Regions from separate parts of the Homo sapiens genome. Here all the other regions are linked to region 3. A link is a contact called in ENCODE Hi-C or POLR2A ChIA-PET data. All regions are on one chromosome and are shown on one strand. The core of a region is the stretch at or near the end of the contact, and the rest is flanking DNA. Distances in the headings are between cores, read along the strand shown. Region 1 holds the start of CDC5L (cell division cycle 5 like). Region 2 holds the start of AARS2 (alanyl-tRNA synthetase 2, mitochondrial). Region 3 holds the start of GTPBP2 (GTP binding protein 2).

What was found. A loop is a pair of places that touch in the nucleus more often than their neighbours do. ChIA-PET counts read pairs that join two places held with the same protein, here RNA polymerase II (POLR2A). Pooled maps may share reads with other maps.
Region 1: a map of ascending aorta shows a loop between it and region 3 (6-fold over the local background). The contact joins the promoter of CDC5L here to the promoter of GTPBP2 in region 3. A Hi-C loop is called at or near these places in 2 of 168 maps with a recorded cell type or tissue (ascending aorta and naive thymus-derived CD4-positive, alpha-beta T cell), 1 of 37 single-sample maps with no recorded cell type and 11 of 50 pooled maps. POLR2A ChIA-PET finds 5 or more read pairs at or near these places in 2 of 52 experiments (HEK293 and activated CD4-positive, alpha-beta T cell).
Region 2: a pooled map shows a loop between it and region 3 (6-fold over the local background). The contact joins the promoter of AARS2 here to the promoter of GTPBP2 in region 3. A Hi-C loop is called at or near these places in 8 of 50 pooled maps. POLR2A ChIA-PET finds 5 or more read pairs at or near these places in 3 of 52 experiments (B cell, BJ and WTC11).

Annotation. Positions count from the first base shown.
Region 1 is chr6:44,386,150-44,389,828 of GRCh38, reverse strand. It overlaps CDC5L (cell division cycle 5 like), which reads right to left and starts at 2,123. Exons shown (of 16, transcript NM_001253.4): 1 at 1,961-2,123. The coding sequence starts at 2,005. It overlaps LOC124901323 (a long non-coding RNA gene), which reads left to right and starts at 1,910. Exons shown (of 4, transcript XR_007059595.1): 1 at 1,910-2,790; 2 at 3,660-3,679. RefSeq lists an enhancer at 2,042-2,241.
Region 2 is chr6:44,311,865-44,315,233 of GRCh38, reverse strand. AARS2 (alanyl-tRNA synthetase 2, mitochondrial) reads left to right here and starts at 1,887. Exons shown (of 22, transcript NM_020745.4): 1 at 1,887-2,153; 2 at 2,971-3,162. The coding sequence starts at 1,911. LOC124901322 (a long non-coding RNA gene) reads right to left here. Exons shown (of 3, transcript XR_007059594.1): 3 at 687-1,083. RefSeq lists an enhancer at 1,583-2,142.
Region 3 is chr6:43,627,407-43,630,734 of GRCh38, reverse strand. It overlaps GTPBP2 (GTP binding protein 2), which reads left to right and starts at 1,471. Exons shown (of 12, transcript NM_019096.5): 1 at 1,471-1,758. The coding sequence starts at 1,573. It also overlaps a transcript of MAD2L1BP not described here. RefSeq lists enhancers at 442-661, 1,282-1,461 and silencers at 1,522-1,661, 1,682-1,761.

The sequences.
Region 1 (3,679 bases), core at 874-3,373, 760 kb before region 3:
ACCTTTCCCTTGGGGAAAGGTCTTATCAAACAGGACATATCCAGGCCTCAAGAAGCAAGTTGGGACTCTGGTGAATATATTCTCCAATCCAAGCCTCCTGTCTCAAGTTTATACATGGCATTTCCCCTCCAGCCCCTTAACCCCAACTATGACCCAAGAATCCACATCTCAGGTCTAACCTAAGAATTACATATTTCTACCCCAACCCCACTAGTCAGCTCTCCTTCCAATTTCCCCCCATCTCTAGATACCATTTCACCAGGGCACCCATTGCCATGTGGAATGCACCAACCTCAAGGAAGCCTGGCAAGCCAAGCCAAAGACAAGAAAGTTAATGGAGCCATAGATGCATGCACTTAGGCGATTTTACTTCTAGGCTTTTTTTCCCACATTGGATTTGAGGTACGTGCCTCTTGAGATACCCCACTCCATCCTCTACATCTCCCATGATCAAAGATACTTTTTAAAAAGACTGCAGAGCTTTGACCACTGCATAGGAATCCTACTGTTACTTGATTTTATATCTGTCTCTCCCTCAGAAGTCATCTCTTCTCCAATTTAAACAGTCTGGTTCCCTCGGTGGAAGCTGAGGCAGTTTTCATTGTCTTTTTTGTAACTTGGTTGCAGTACAACTACACTTAAACACATTTTCAATTAAATAGATACAGCAGATACCTACTCTACTTGATTCATTCTGCAAATACCTGTCGAGCAACCTACTTCATGTTGGTTACTGTCCTAGGTCCTAGGGATACCAAGACCTGGTCCTCTCGCCATGCTGTCTGGTGAGGTGAAAGAGCAACTAGCTCTTACTCAGAGGCTACTATGTGCCCTACTCTGATCTAAATATTCCAAACGTATTAACTCGTGTAATCCTCAAGAGAGGTTAAGTATTATTATCCCAATTTAGAAAAAGTAGAAAACTGAGGCTTTCAGAAGTTAAGAAACTTACCGAGTACCACACAGAGGATGTGATGCTTACAAAAAGACAAAGCAAGTTTTAACAAACGGAAGAAAAAGGTATCATGAGAATATCGGGGGTGCAATTAATTCTTACAGAGATTCCAAGAAGTGTTTCCGAACTAGGTTTGAAGGATGATCAGAAAGATGTCAAGCGCTAGGAAGGCAAAAGATGTAAAAAAAAAAAAAAAAAGAAGCCATAAAATGTAACGAAAAAAAGACACAGAGCATGAAAAGACATGATGTGCTCCAGAAACTGATAAATTCGGTACACTCTGAACACAAAACGCACTAAAATCTAATTTCTATTTCACTCCCACTCTACTGCCCTTTGGCTCACCAATGGCACTATCCACTACGTTTCTGGAAACAGAGACTATCCTAGGCCAGTTTTTCCTTTCTGGCTTCTATCTAGGCAAAGGCAGTGACAGAAAGAGACAGACCTTGGGATCTGTCGAGATGGCAGACAGGTTATGCCCTGATAACAGATAACCAGAGAGATGCGGGCATAAACGGGCTCTCTGAACCTGGCACTCAAACTGCTTCCCCTCTGCAAGGAAGTCAATGGAGACACAAAGTTGTGGCCACGGCAACTTCTTTATTTCTGAGTATGAGACAGAGTCGTGGTGCCTGGACTAAGAGTGGATGGTGCCCCGGGGGACCAACTCTGGCTGAGTTGGAACTCTGAGTTCTTCCCGGGGCCGGGGGGGGCGGGGGGGCGGGGTGGGAGGGGGCGTATTCAAGTCAACAAATGTTCACTCAGGGCCTAACAAGTGAGCTTGGAGCCGAGTAGCCAGGTGGTGACATCACGGTCCCTGTCCTACTGGCGCTCGCACAACACGGGGCCAGACACACGGAAAGGGCCCCAAGGGTCAGCCCCCGGGCTGCCCTCCACGCAGACCCCACAGGGTCTCCTCGTCGCCCCCCCGACCTCCGCGCGCGTGCGCACAAGCTGCTAGAGGGAGCGGCGGGCAGCGGACGGCGGGAAAAGGAGACTTACCTCGGTATTCCTCCATACGCCCCCCTTGATCATAATTCGAGGCATCTTGGCGGCAGGGTGTCTCGGCAAGCAGCCGAGAGGAGCTTCAGAGAAGTAGTAACAGCGATTGGGCCACCGGACTCAAAGCCGCCACTTCCTCCAAGCGCGACCTTCTGCTTTGAAGATCTGCGCAAGCGCAAGGTGGGAGGGGGCGCAGAATAGCAAGTCTCGCGAGATATTGGGTGGCTGAAAGGGAAAAAGTGTCTTGTGGAAGCTCAGCTGCAGGAAGACTAACACAAAACCATCAAACCACTCTGGCCAAAGCGCCTTACGCCCCGCGCATGTCCAAAACAGAATGGAAGAAACTACGGCTCTCGCGAGATAGCGGCGGTAGCGCTTGGCTGGGAACTTAGTGGTGGGATTGATCGTGACGTCACCGAGTGGCAGAGGGTGGGAACGTCACGCGTACGGAATTTCAGCACAGTTGCTCCGAAGAAGGCTTTGTTAATTTATTAATCTAGCCCTTTCAAGTATTTCAGTAATAGGAATTTATTCACAGAATACTCAGGAAAATCCAGTAGTTTATTTAAGGCTCAGTTTCCTAACCTGTAAAATAGAGATCATAGTAATGCCAACCTCACAGGATTGTCGTAAGGGCTAAATGAGATCATAGACCCAGCACAGTATCTGATCCATAATAACTGCTGCAAAACAATAGCAGCTATTACTGCAAGGAGGGCAACGCCAACTTCACCCCGTCCCCAGGTGATCCAGGCTTCTTCCAGAAACCTGCAGAAACGTCACGTCAGAGTTTTTAATTCATCGCCCAGTCTGGATTAATAATGCCATTGGTACGCACTGGTATTAGACAAAGTCGAGTTGGGTTGAAATATTGTGAAATCTTGGCTTTCTCATAAGTTTGGGTAATAACCTTACTGAATCTCAGTATCCTCATCTGAAAAGTGGAGCTAACAATACCCGCCTCGTAAATGAGGAGGCAGATTAACTGAAACATAACTAAAACCCAGTGAGGTAGGGATTGGCAAACTCTCTGCTACCCCACCCCAATTACTCATGCAGTCTCCTTCATCCTTCCAGAACATCTCTGGCTCCATCCCTGGAAAATATCAAAATATTTAGTGGGTTGGGAAATGCCCTATTTATAGTACTTAGTATTTATATAGTGCCTATCTCTTTATATTTCTTCATTTCTCCGTTTGCCTCTTCTGGAAGAGCTACAGAATTTTCTTTTTCCTTTTAGCTTTTATTTACACACATTCTGTGCAATTATGGTCAGCAAGAGGGCATTTTCCATGGCCACCCTGGTAGTGTTTGCCACTCAAAGGTTTATGCTGGCGGGCAGCCCGCCCTTGAGCTGTTTACCCACTGTGTGGTGTATAAGAAACCATTGGACCTGTGGCCAGTTAAACTCAAACAAAATGTTTTCATTTGGACCTCTCCTGTAATGGGGCGGTTTTTTTTTAATTTGTTATATTTAATTTTTGTGGGTACATAGTACACACATATTTATGGGGTACATGAGATATTTTGATACTGGCATACAACACATAATAATCACATCAGGGTAAATGGGGTATCCATCATCTCAAGTGTTTATCTTTTGTTTTACAAACAATCCAATTATAATCTTTTAGTTAATTTAAATGTACAATTAAATTATTTTTTACTATAGTCACCCTGTTGTGCTATCAAATACTAGGTCTTCGAGATTTTAACACT
Region 2 (3,369 bases), core at 638-3,137, 680 kb before region 3:
ATTGTGGTGATGGATGGGCAACTCTATGTAAATATACTAAAAGGCATTGAACTGTATACTTTATTTAAATGGGCGAATTGTATAGCATGTAAATTATATTTCAATAAAGCTGTTTTAAAAAAATTATATGGCTCCACACTAGATCCATGTTTGGAGTTTCTAATGTAACACAATGACTTTCTGGGCAAAATCTGAAAAAAAAAAAGTTGATGTCAGTACTGAGTAGAGGCCCTGCCAGGTTTGTATGGCAAAACACTCCCATCTCAGTTTGGGAAATAATTTCACAGTCTTGTCTAAAGATCATCAATCTCAGCTGGGCGCAGTGGTGCATGCCTGTAATCCCAGCACTTCGGAAGGCTGAGGTAGGCAGGTCAGCTGAGGTCGGGAGTTCAAGACCAGCCTGACCAACATGGAGAAACCCCATCTCTACTAAAAATACAAAATTAGCCGGGCGTGGTGATGCATGCCTGTAATCCCAGCTACTCAGGAGGCTAAGGCAGGATAATTGCTTGAACCCGGGAGACAGAGGTTGCAGAGAGCCGAGATTGTGCTATTGCACGCCAGCACAACAAGAGTGAAACCCCATCTCAAAAAAATAAAAAAGTCATTAATCACACAGAAATCCCCAGCTGGCTTTAGCTTTCTGTTCCAGAAACACTGGAAAAACCAAAACAGGCCAAACACACTTTCAAAACAACACCTTTAATCTATGTGGGCAAAGGGAGAAAAAGGGGATCATGGAATAGGAGTTATAGGTGCTGTCAGAACACAAAGTTAAGAATTTACTATCACTATAGAAATTCAAGTCCAATGTAGATTCCGCAGAGAAACTATGTATACAAAGACCCCAAATAACTTAACACACACAGAATCGTGGCTAAAAGAGACCACCCTGATGGCTAAGGCCTTCTCGGTTATTACACTGACCTCAGCTCTGGAACCTCTATTGAGTTTTAGCTTTGGCAGATTCTCTTCTGTCTTCCCAATCTGTTTAATTTCCCAAGCCAAGGGCATCATGAGAAGCCCCATGAGCACCCTGATTGCATCCACAAGGGCCTGTTGGCTTCAGGGTCACAGCTGTTACTATGGAAAGACAGAAGGGAGAGGTAGAACAGGTATATCTCTTATCCTAAACGAAAACACACAAAACCTTAGGGCATTAGAAGGCTTAGAGAGTGAAATCTCTGCAGCTATTAGCCAACAGCTTCCTCCTGCCTTGACGACCTGGATTCTCTCTGATCCCCAGGCAAATGAGAAGACCAAATGTTAGGCAATTAATAATATAGCAGATGCTGTTTGGCTTCTGTGTTCTCCTATAGACTCCTGCTTCACGGGCAAAAATGGCCGTGTCTGATGCCAAGGTCCAAGGAAACTGGCAAATGCCTAGAACAGTGCCTAGCACATACTAGGTCTTCAATAAATATTTGTTGAATACCTCTTGAATGAATGCTGATACTCCCCTGTCACTCTCTGCCTTCTTCCCTCAGCCTGGAAAAACACACACAAAACACACACACACACACACACACACACACACGAAGTTGAATCCACACCTGTTTATTGCAACCCCATCTGTAACTTTGCAAAACTAATAAGCACAACAGCAATTACTGCTAGAATACGGATTTCAGTGGGCAGGGCATTTTGTCAATTTTGTACCCTAAAAGCCCAAAACAATGCCTAGCACATAGTAGGCTCTCAATGAATATTTGCTTAATGCCGAATGAATTAAGAGCCTACTATGTGCCGGGCGCTGTGCTAGACTCTGCCAGCGACCCAATCGATCGCTTCCACCCCGGCGGCAGAGGCCGCCCCCTGAGTCCTCCTACCGCCAGGGGCCGCTGTAGGAAACGCCTGGCTTCCTTCCCTCGTCACTCTTTGACCACGTAAAGTCACTGCCCGGAGCTACGATGGCAGCGTCAGTGGCAGCTGCAGCCCGGAGGCTGCGGCGGGCCATTCGAAGGTCGCCCGCATGGCGGGGCCTCAGCCATCGGCCGCTCTCATCGGAGCCCCCTGCAGCCAAGGCCTCGGCCGTGAGGGCCGCCTTTCTGAACTTCTTTCGGGACCGCCATGGCCACCGGCTGGTGCCCTCCGCTTCCGTGCGGCCCCGCGGCGACCCCAGTTTGCTTTTTGTCAATGCGGGCATGAACCAGGTGAGGGCCGAACCATACTGATAGGGAGCGGAGTTCGTGAGTTTTCTGGTGAGAAAGACGCTGCAGGATTGGGCAAAAGAAGCGAGAGGCGGAGTTCGTAGCTTTTGGGGAAAGAGGGCGGTGCTTGGTTGGGTAAAGTGATGGGGGTACGGCGCTCAGAGTATAGGGAGGGCTTGGGGAGGGCTTGAGCTGGGAACTTCTGGATTGGGATTGAGTATTAGGTCCAGAAATGGCTGGAGTGGAATCCCGAGGGAGAAGTCTGATTTCATTTATTCGTTATTTAAATAAAGATAACGCTTTCATTAAATGTTTATTGATCACCTATTGTTTGCTGAGTACTATTCTCTAAGGTTTTGGTTTTTATCAACCACTCATCTTTTCTAGACTTCATTGTCCTCATCTGTAAAATAGGGGCGGCATAAGTTAACCTTAGAGGCCGTCTGGGCTCCCTACTAAATGAGTCTCAGTTTTGTTCCCTGAAGTTATTGGGTGTGGTTGAAGAAGCTGAGACGGAGGATGCCACCTTTCAGCGTCCCATTTCCAGCTCCCAACACATTCCTCCTTCTTTTACCTTGCCTATTTTACTAGGCAGAGGGTCTCCGGTTCATGATTTGTTTACCTCTTCTCTGCTCCCCACACACCAGAGATGGCTGTCCCGAGGCTCCCAGTTTGTCCTCATAGACCAAGATTACACTGCACTCTCAGGGGCACAGTCAGCCTTCGGTCTGAACAGCCATCCCTATCCTCACTCCCCACATTTCCCTTCTACTGAGAAATTGGATATCCCTCTCCCCCTCCCCACTCTATGTGCTTCCAGTTCAAGCCAATCTTTCTGGGCACCGTGGATCCACGAAGCGAGATGGCAGGCTTCCGACGTGTGGCCAACAGCCAGAAATGTGTGAGAGCTGGAGGACACCATAACGACCTGGAAGATGTGGGTCGAGACCTTTCCCATCATACCTTCTTTGAAATGCTTGGCAATTGGGCCTTTGGGGGTGAATATTTTAAGGTGAGTCTCTGGGGATCAGTGATCAGCCAAGAAGGGAGTCAATTTGTCCTGTTTCCATTGTACTGTCTGCTTAGGCAGGGCCTCATACCAGATGTGGAGGCAAAGTGCTAGTTGAGCCGGTGTAACAGGAATTACCTCACCTCCCTGATTGGATTGTAAGTCCCTGAAGGGCAGAGACTGTACTTTCTGCCTAATGATCACTCAAAA
Region 3 (3,328 bases), core at 222-2,721:
GTCTCGCTCTGTTGCCCAGGCTGGAGTGCAATGGCGTGATCTCGGGTCACTGCAACCTCCGCCTCCCGGGTTCAAGCGATTCTCCTGCCTCAGCCTCGCGAGCAGCCGGGATTACAGGCATGCGCCACCACGCCCAGCTAATTTTTGTATTTTTAGTAGAGACGGGGTTTCGCTGTGTTGGCCAGGCTGGTCTCGAACACCTGACTTCAGGTGATCCGCACACTCCTTGGCCTCCCAAAGTGCTGTGATTTACAGGCGTGAGGCACCGCACCCGGCTGAGTTGTTTAATTTCTTGACCGTGTATGAGCACCTCGCAGTTCGAGAAGAGGGGAGAAGTGGACACACTGTGAGTGGTCTGAGTCATGAGACAGCCATGCGGCTGTGAATTGAGCCCTAGCGTCCTGACTCGCAGCTCAGCAACATAACTGCTTTTCCACCCTGCCTTTCTGTGTTCTGTGCACTGGCTTATGTCGCTGAATGTATGTACTCTGTAGAGTGCAACAGCACTAAAGAGCTGGAGATTGCTTCACAAGAGAGTCAAAAGCCAAAAATCCCCTGTGGCCCTAGGCCAAGTTTCTATTCCCGGCCACTGCCCCGCCCTCGTGGTGGTTGGTGTAACCCGAGCCCTAGCCCCGCCCGAAGTAGGGGCCAGGCCCCTCCTACAGTCTTGGCCGTTTAAAACCAAACTCAGTTCTTCCCGATTGGTTCTGCTTCAAAACAAAGGGGAGGAGGAATACTCGCTTTGGGTATGCTTGCAGCCTTCGGGGAGGAAGCTGGTTTACGGGTTCGGGTCTCGTGTCGGGGCCACCGCGGTGCCTCCGGTTATTAAAACCAGCCCCTGGACGGTGCCAGCCTGGTAATAAAGCAGTGACTACTATGTAAAGGTAGCATAATCATCCCAACAATAACAGCCGTAATTTGGCTAATCACCATCCGCCTCCGCCCTGGCGTTCGCCCTGACTCACCCCAGCGGCACGCGGGCCATAGGGGAAGAAACTGAGGCAGAGGCGGAGCCAGCAGGCTGGCGGCACCAGTAGCCTCAGTTCTGCAGCTCTCGAGGTCCAAAACCTGTTGTCTAGGATCCGCGCTAAAGGGCCAAATCCCGGAGCGCCCACAAAGCTCGATTCTGATGTAAGCTCTTCTACGCTGGTGTCCTCGCGTCCCCACCCCAGGCCTCGAGGCTCTAAATTCCCCCCAAGTCCTAGAAAAAGAACATAGCGCGAGGACTGGAAGTCAGACTACAGCTCCCTTAAGCCTTTGCGCGCCAAGGCGCGCTCCTTCCCCACGCCTCCGACGACTCCCGCGGCCACTTGCGCCGCGATGCCTCCTGGGAGTTGTAGGGCGGCGACGTGTCATTTAAGTGAATTCCCAGGCCTGGGGACTCTATATCCCGTGGTGCCCCGCGGCTGTTTCTGACGCGACCCGGAGGCCAGGGAGGTGGGGGGCGTAGCTTGTGCAGAGCCCCACCCCACTCTGCTCAGGCCGGCCGGACACGGCAGTGGCAGTAAGGGCGGCGGCGACGGCGGCGGCGGTCGGGGGAGGGGCCGGGCGGGGGGCTGGCGGCAGCGGCGGATGGACTCGCGGGTATCGGAGCTGTTCGGCGGCTGCTGCCGGCCCGGAGGGGGCCCGGCCGTGGGCGGAACCCTCAAGGCTAGGGGGGCCGGCAGCAGCAGCGGCTGCGGGGGGCCAAAGGGAAAGAAGAAGAACGGAAGGAACAGAGGGGGCAAAGCCAACAACCCCCCGTATTTGCCCCCCGAGGTGAGCACCTGAGAAGTGGTAGGGCGGGAAGAAGCCACTCTTTCCGGCCCAGGACTCTAGGGAGGCGGGACCCAGATAATTAATCTCCCCTTCCGGTGTCGAGACCCCAGGGAGGAGGGGCACGGGAGGAGAACACCTCTTTCAGGTCCCGGGACCCCAGGGAGGAAGGGCAGAGACTGGACTCTCAGGTGACAGGACCTCAGGGAGGAAGAGTGGAGAGGGAGGACTCCCCCTTCTGATCTAGATTACCCCAGGAGAGAAGTAGAGAAAGGGGATCCCAGGAAGAGCACCCCGACCAACTGCGTGTGCCGCCATAGGGCAAGAGAGACTGCATCCTGGGACGAGAGGCAGACAGTAACCACCACTTCTTCTAAACTTGTTCCACAGGGAGAAGGGGAGTACCCGGGAAAAGAGCAATATGTTCCACACGGACACACACACAGTACTCGGGAAAAGAGCAGTATGTTCACTACACACACACACACACACACACACACACACACACAGCCTAAGCCAGTGGTTATCAAACTTTGGCATGTATCGAATCACCCGGATTGCTGGCCCCCAACGCCTGGCCAATTTTATTTTTTTATTATTTATTTATTTATTTTTTTTGAGACGGAGTCTCTGTTACCCAGGCTGGAGTGCTGTAGGGCTATCTCAGCTCACTGCAACCTCGGCCTCCCGGGTTCTCAAGCGATTCTTCTGCTGCAGCCTCCCGAGTAGCTGGCATTACAGGTGCCCGCCACCACGCCCAGATAATTTTTGTATTTTTAGTAGAGATGGGGTTTCACCATGTTGGCCAGGCTGGTCTCAAACTCCTGACCTCAGGTGATCCACCCGCCTCGGCCTCCCAAAGTGCTGGGATTGCAGGCGTGAGCCTCCGTGCCCAGCCTAGAATTTCTGATTCTTTCTTACTAGTGAGGATGGGCCTGAGAATTTGCATTTCTTATAAGTTCCCGTGTGATACTAATGCTGCTGGTCCCAGGACCTCACTTTGGGAACCATTGGTCTGGGCCCTAGACTGTCATTCTTGTACCACATTTTTTGAAGCCACCCATCCCCAGAAAAATGATTAAAAGGTTTTTATTGATGGGGAAAAAAAATAATCTCCTTAACACACCATGAAGTGGAGATTATGAGTGAAGACCTGTTAGGGCCTGGGAGCCAGACAGCCTTGAAGGGATGGAATGATAGGAAGGGAAGAGGAAAACTAAAATATCCAGAGAGGCGGGTAGAAAAATGCAGACTGGCCAAACAGGCAAATCCCATATCCCTTTGTACCTGGGAGGGGAAGCCTCAGGTAACAGGGTGCTTCTGTGCTGTGCTACCCACTGGAGCTAGAAGAGACTGTGGGGTGGATTCAGGATTTCACCTCCACTGAGGTTAGGGGGCAAGAGGTAAAGGCCATAGCGAGTCTGTCCGCTTCATTACATTTTCTGAGTTTTTCTGTTCCTCTCAGCCCCAGCTTTGGAGCTCTTCTCCTCTCTCACCTAGATCTTCTCGGTCATCAGGCTTGTAGTGACCATTGCTGAGCTCACCCTTTGGCTCTGATCCAGAACCTCTTGCA